Linked DNA regions of Homo sapiens: region 2 is linked to region 1. The links are chromatin loops, found by intact Hi-C in ENCODE. Cell type or tissue: HCT116. All regions are shown on one strand. Links, peaks and the distances in the headings refer to the core of each region. The heading gives the core; the rest is flanking DNA.

Region 1 (4,310 bases), core at 955-3,454:
TCTCTTTCCCCACCTATAAGACCAGGATGAGGCTCACAGGTGGCCCAAGGGATTTCTGGATGGATGCACAGGCAGAGCCCAGTCAGCATGGGGGTCTCAGCCCCTTTCCCTTGGCCTACAACCTCAAGCCCCAGGCCTTGTGTCCCCACCCACACCCAAGGGAGGCTTGAGAGGCCCAGTTCAGGCAGAAAGAGGAGCAGGGCTGGCCTCCAAGCCTCCGCTCTGTCAGTGTCTCGTCACAGAGATCAGGTCCGCAGTCAACGCTTTTGGGCCACTTACATCACTTCCGAAGGCCAGACACACTTCCGCTTCCATTCAGCCCCCTGGACTCCTGAGGGCCTGAGCAAAGGCCTCCCAAAGCAGGAAGAAGCAGCAGACCAAGAGCAGACACTAAGGCTGGGCACGGTGGCTCAGGCCTGTTATCCCAGCATGGGAGGCCGAGGCGGGTGGATCACAAGGTCAGATCGAGACCATCCTGGCTAACATGGTGAAACCCCGTCTCTACTTAAAATACAAAATTAGCCAGGCGTGGTGGTGCATGCCTGTAATCCCAGCTACTTGGGAGGCTGAGGCAGGAGAATCGCCTGAACCCGGGAGGCAGAGTTTGCAGTGAGCTGAGATCTCGCCATTGCACTCCAGCCTGGGCAGTAAGAGCGAAACTCTGTCTCAGAAAAAAAAAAAAGACCAGACATGGACAGCCGCCACTCGGAGCCCAGAGCAGGGTTTGCCATGAGTATGCCACATGGTCTCGGGCCTGATGTCGCTGCGGAACTGGGAAAAGCATCTGTTTTCTTACATTCCACATCCCTCTGGTGTCTTTTGCTCCTTTCCTTTGCTGAGACTGAGTTCTCAGGCAGGCTCTATCCTGTGCTTTAGAGTAGCGGGGCCCACTCTGATGGGCGTTTCCTGTCTGTTTTTTGGAGGTTCCCGAGACTGACTGCACCCATTTACAGAAAGGAAAGGCAGGGGATTGACACAGCACCCTAGGCTTCCTGGGCCAACACCTACTGTTCAGGGAAAATCTCCAGTCCTGTCTCCCTGGACAGAGAGGACAGCAGGGTCCCTCACGATACCCAGGGCTGGTGGGGAAACTCAACACCTCCAGCCTATCCCAGATATCCTAGAATCTGTCATCCTGCCAGAATAGGCCTGTGATGTCCCTGTCCCATCAAAGCAGGGGACAGTGCATGCTGGTTCTCAACCCCTGATGACGTGATCTGTTCTTGGCAAGGCCACTTCTTGTTTCCTTCTCTGACAACCATTCCTGTGTCCATCTGCCCATCCATCTGTCCGTCACTTCAACAAGTATTAATACAAACTCAAGACCTACTGTGTGCCAGGCACCAGGATGCAGTGTTGAGAAGATTACACAAAGCCCACACCCCCAAGAAACTCAGAGCCCAGTAGGGAAGAAGGCCAGCACACAGAAGCCCTGGCACCCAGCACACCAGGAACTCCGAGAAGCCACACGAAGGGTACAGGACAGGGCCCTTCCTCAGTACAGAGCAGCTGCAAGCCAAAGAAGCTGGCTCCAGGCCCCCAGGGAGAGGAGCAGTCCTGCTGCCCTTCCAGGAAGCTCAGCCCCTAGTAGAATGCACTTCTGGGGGGCATCCACAGTTGCTTCCTTTAACTAGTTTAATCCGAAGACAAAAGTTGAGCTAAGGCAGCTTGCAGAGAAAGGAAGGACTAGAGGCTTGCTAGGTAGGACTCGTCTTCCACTGGCGTCACCTCAGAAAACAGTGACTCAGAGAACAGCCTCTAGGCCTGGGCCCTCAGCCCCAGGGCAGACTGGCTAGCAGGCCAGTGGGAACTCTGGTCTCACTGAGGCTGGGGCTAGGGGCTGGGACTTCACTGAGAAAAAGTGTTCCAGATGGCAGTGGGGTGGGTTAAACCAGACGCCTCCCAGAGCCCCTCTCCCCTAAGGTTCCCAGCAGTCAGGAGCCTCAGGCTCTCAAACCCTTCCTGCGGTGACGGAATGGTCTAGAAGCCTACTCACAATTTGGTTTGCTGAGAGGGAAAAGTTAAAACCGCCCTTTTTATTTGGGAGCCTTTGAACAAGTTTATGATCTTGCCCCTTGTCAGGAAATCTGTTTTCACTTACAAGAAACAGGCTGGCTCAGGGGCCGGCGGTGAGCAGAGCAGTGAGGGAAGACTCCACACTGACAGGCTAATTATATTTTTCACCACTGGCCCGGTTAGTCCCCACTCTGGTCCTGGGCAAAGCACCCCTGGCCTGGTGCTCCTGGAAGCCCCCACTACGGCCCGTCTTTTTGGGGGGTGGAGTTGGAAAGCCAATCTACAGCGAGGGTGCAGAAGGCCAGAGGTGATGTCGGGGGGCCCGGACAGGAAGGGGACGAGCGCCCACTGCTGCGCAACCAGAGCCCAGGCAGCCTCTGCTCTCGGCTGTGAGCACTGTGGAGCAGCCGGGGATTCTGAAGGATCAGCAGGCAAACAGTGCTGCCCCCAGACACGCAGGGCTCCGAAAAGCCAAAGCCCTCAGAGGGTGTCCGAGGCCACTGTCCCAGGGCCCCAGAAGCTGCAGGAAGAGCCTCCTCTGGGGCAGAGACACGCCATGCACGCACGTGGATCCGAGGACAGCCATGCCACTCTCCGGTCACATGACCCACGCCAGGCCAATCACAACACCTCTGCTTCCTCTGCCACCGTGATTGGCTTTGGGTCGGGCATGTGACATAAGCTGAGCCAATCAGAGTTCACCACTGGGACCCAATGAGCGCACAGCTTTTCCTGCGGCCTCCTGCAGCTAACCCGCCACGTTCTCTTCTCCCAGCGCTGGGCTCTCGCCGCGGCAGAACTTCGGAGTCCAGGATGGGGTTGTAGAGCCTGAGGTGTCATTCACATTGCTGGTGAAGAACAAGTAATTTGTAACAAAAGCATGTTCCATGCAATATCAGGGGTATGCTTATACTAAAAATTATTCATTCTTTATCTGAAATTTAAATTAACCTGACGTCCTGTTTTATTTGTTTAGAGACAGAGAGGGTTTCGCTCTGTCGCCCAGGATGGGGTGCAGTGGTGGGATCTTGGCTCACTGCAGCCTCCACCTCCTGGGCTCAAGCCATCCTCCCACCTCAGCCTCCCAAGTAGCTGGGATTACAGGCACGTGCCAAGCCCAGCTAATTTTTTAATTTTATTTTTTTGTAGAGTTTGGCGGGGGAGGGTCTCGCTATTTTGCCCAGGCTAGCCTCGAACCCTGGATTCAGCCTCCCAGAGTGCTGGTATTACAGGCATGAGCCCCGCACCCAGCTTTGTATTTTATTCATTAAATCTGGCAGCCCGCCTTCACAACGGCGGTTGACCTTGAAAGCCAGCTGTCCAACATAAAGTGGGTCTCCCCAGCCCACCTGGCTGCACGCAGCTGCACCCAGTCATCCATCACGGGGCAGAAAGAGCCCATGCAGGCCCTTAAGGCTCAGGAAGCTGCTGGAGGCCACTCCTGCTACACTGACCCTCCCTCACCTCAAACCCATGGCCTCTGCGAAGCCTCATCACCTGTTGACCGAGGAGGCAGCAGCCTCCTTTACAGAGCCAGCCCCAGCCCCAAGTGGATGGCTGCACCCTCACAGCCCCACCTTGCAGGACAACCCTCCCAGAGTGCAGCACATTGAGTGGACGTCTCCATGTTCAAGGCCGAGGCCTACAGAGTCCTGGGCAGTGCCTGGGCATCTGGCCAAACGTGAGGGACTTGGAAAAAACACAGGGCAAACCAGTCGGGGACAGGAGTTGGAGGAGTTCGAGGAAGAGGAGGGTCAGCAGGCATTTGGGCTGTGGCTGGAGGCTGAGCATGTGTAGGCCCGTGTGAGCCCACCAGAAGCCCCACTGCAGAAGAGTTTTTCAGAGTCAGGTGGGCACATGACCCACCCGGGGGTGCCCATCACCTCCCTCCCCCCCAGCCAATCTGCAGCTCACCCCACGGGCTCGCAGTGTGCAGAGAGGAAGGTCAAGCACAGGCACTCCCTCTTGAAACGGCCCTCCCTGTGGCTGGTCTGGATTCCCACTGAGGAAGGCTCAATTGTAGAAGCCACAACGGACCTGAAATCCCAGCAGGGTGCCATGCTTCACGGGCACCTGGCAGTGCTGTGGGGCACATTGATGACTTTGGTCCCTTCCGTTATGGCATGGGCAGCAACTTGTCCTCATCAGGAATAAGCTCTGCTCTGGATGAGGTCATGCCATGGGCCTAGAGAACCTCTAGACCTGCTCAGGGAACCCCACCCTGCCCCTGCAACCAAGGAACTCATTTCCAGGCACAAGCACAGCCAGGAGCTAAGTCACAGCCATTCCCCATC
Region 2 (2,500 bases), core at 1-2,500, 99 kb before region 1:
CCGTCTCAAAAAAAAAAAAAAAAAAGACACTGAGACAGTCCCAATGCCAATGAGCCGTGCACTTAAAAATTGTTAAAATGGTAGATTATATATATAACCACAATTCAAAAAATAACCAGATAAAATTTTAGGAGCCTGAAGTTATGGGGCGTGTATACAGTGAGGGACCGCACCGCCCGCCGGCAGCTTTCATCTGTCAACTCCTAGTGAGAAGAACACTCACCCACCAAAAAAAGGAAAAATTGAAAATGGTGCTGATTTCGAGGGTAAGTGCTAGCTTGCTTGCAGGGCATTTGAATATATGAAGTCAAATGGACAAATTCAAACCTGGGTCTTGTTACCAGGCAAGTTACTGAAATACTTCATTCAGTTTCGCACCTGACAATATACAATTTTAGAAAGAATATGTATACAAAAAAAGAGTGAGGCAGAGATTGGAGACCACCTGAAGCTGGGACAGAGGCCTCGACAGGCCTCCCCGCAGAGCCTCCAGAAGGATCCACACCACCGCACGTCGGTGGCCAGCTTCTGGCCTCTCAATCCATAAGAAAAGAGCTTCCTGCCATTGAAGCGCCCAGTCTGTGGCCATCTGTTGCACAGTCAAGGACACCAAGGCCCAGACCCAGCTATGTGTGTGTCCTGGGGAGGCACAGGGTGAGGGGGACTCTCTGCTCCCAGGGTCGGTGCTTGGGGGGGGTCTCCCAGGAGCGGGATGGGGCAGGGCTCCTCCAGTGCAGGCTGGGAGGCCTCAGGGGATCCACCCGCCAGGAATGCCCATGGGCCCAGAAGGCACAGGGTGGGGGTTCCCTAAACTCTCTGGAGGCTGGGGCTGGGGGAACAGGCTGTTCCAGCAAGGGGCCCTGAGGCTGTGGCCACACACGGGCTGGGAGGGATCCGGCCTGTGCCTGGGCACTTAGCCTGAGTGTGGGGGGGACCAGGGCCTGTGCAGGTCACGTGGCCTCCACGGTGTCAGCTCCAAGGGACACTGCTCGGCCTCCTCTTAGTCAACCCAGGGACGACTCCTTCCTGGTGGGACCTCCCTTCTTGAGGCTTCCAGGAGGCACTCCTGTGTCTCTGGTCTCCGCTTCCCGGCCCCTCCTCCCTCCTGAAGCTCCATCCTGTCCCCAGCGTCCCTGAGATGACCTCACCCACGCCAGTTTCCCATTCCATGCTCTGCGGCAGGCTCCGGAGTCCACATCTCCAAGCCGAGTAGGCGTCCCTCACATGCTCCTGCTCGAACCGGCCGCCTGACCTCCTTGAGCCCAGCAGATGGCCACGCAGAGCCCTGAGTTGCAGTGGAACCTGCTGGCCCTCTGGCACCCATCTCATTGAGGGGCCCCCCCACCCCAGGAGTACAGGCCTGTGGCTGTGTTCCTATGTGGCTTTGCTCCCCACACCCACAAGAACACGCACAACAGATCCTGGGCGTCTTCAAAATTCAGGCAATGTCCAGCTCGGGCCTTCCCAGCCACTCGGCTCCCTCCCCAACCCAGCACCTCCTCCCTGGCCCTGCATCCCCTCCACTTGGACCTCCTCTGGTTCCCTCCCTGCAAGCAGCCCAGGCTCCAAGCCCTCCACGGGCCCCCCAAGGCACAGTCCCAGAGCCAAAGTCTTCCCCTCGGCCTTCCAGGACCTCTGGAATCCAGCCACTGGCTCGAACCCTCTGACCCCATCTCTCCTCCCCTCCCCATTTCCTGCCCCCACTGAAGGCCCAGTGGCCTCCTTTCCTTCCTGGAAGCCCCAGGGCCTTTGTACCTGACAGTCTCCCAGTCAGAAATGCCCCCCAGTCAGGGCGCGGTGGCTCACACCTGTAATCCCAGCACTTTGGGAGGCTGAAGTAGGTGGATCACGAGGTCAGGAGATAGAGACCATCCTGGCTAACACGGTGAAACCCCGTCTCTAATAAAAATGCAAAAATTAGCTGGGCGTGGTGGCTGGCGCCTGTAATCCCAGCTACTCAGGAAGCTGAGGCAGGAGAATTGCCTGAACCTGGGAGGCGGAGGTTGCAGTGAGCCGAGATTGCGCCACTGCACTCCAGCCTGGGCAACAGAGAGAGACTCCGTCTCAAAAAAAAAAAAAAGAAAAGAAAAGAAAAAGAAATGCCCCCAGCTGTATGCCTCCTCCTCGCCCGCAGTACTGTACTCCAAGGTCACCTTGGCTGCCCCGTTGAACACTGCAGCCCCTCGAGCCGCTATGCGCACCCTCAACAACGCAGGCGCCAGCGCTTGGCGTGTCCCAGCTCCTGTGCACCCATGCTGGCCCTGTGTGCCCATGTGGTGACTGAACCAGGCGGCCAGCTGACCCATGGGGTGCCCCTTCCCTGAGAGCTGCTTCCTTCCTCATCCACAGGGTACTTGGAGACTGGCCCCGGGCTGGGCCCCTGTCTGGAGCGCCGAGGCCTGCCTGTCGGCCTGGGATGACTGCAGAGGCTGCTGTCAAGGAAGCTGTGCTCCATGGTCAGGACAAGCAAGCCGACCTAGGGGCCCAAGAGACCAAGATG

Evidence for each region. A loop is a pair of places that touch in the nucleus more often than their neighbours do. Peaks named below come from ENCODE experiments on the same cell type or tissue, not always from the same donor. Only the 100,000 strongest peaks of a DNase experiment are listed, where the experiment ranks them.
Region 2: a loop joins it to region 1, with 14 times the contacts of the local background. A loop is called at or near these places in 8 of 110 quality-filtered maps.

Annotation. Positions count from the first base shown.
Region 1 is chr17:81,469,550-81,473,859 of GRCh38, forward strand. No RefSeq gene overlaps it. Among named protein-coding and RNA genes, the nearest start is that of LINC01971, 9.8 kb to the right of the region's middle. RefSeq lists an enhancer at 1,902-2,403. In HCT116, for the core only: a CTCF peak has its summit at 2,389; a DNase peak (open chromatin) is centred at 2,682; H3K4me3 peaks cover 1,708 bases; H3K27ac peaks cover 2,084 bases.
Region 2 is chr17:81,371,386-81,373,885 of GRCh38, forward strand. It overlaps LOC124904083 (a long non-coding RNA gene), which reads left to right and starts at 132. Exons shown (of 2, transcript XR_007065942.1): 1 at 132-266; 2 at 2,350-2,500. In HCT116, for the core only: a CTCF peak has its summit at 1,265 (motif pointing right); a DNase peak (open chromatin) is centred at 1,256.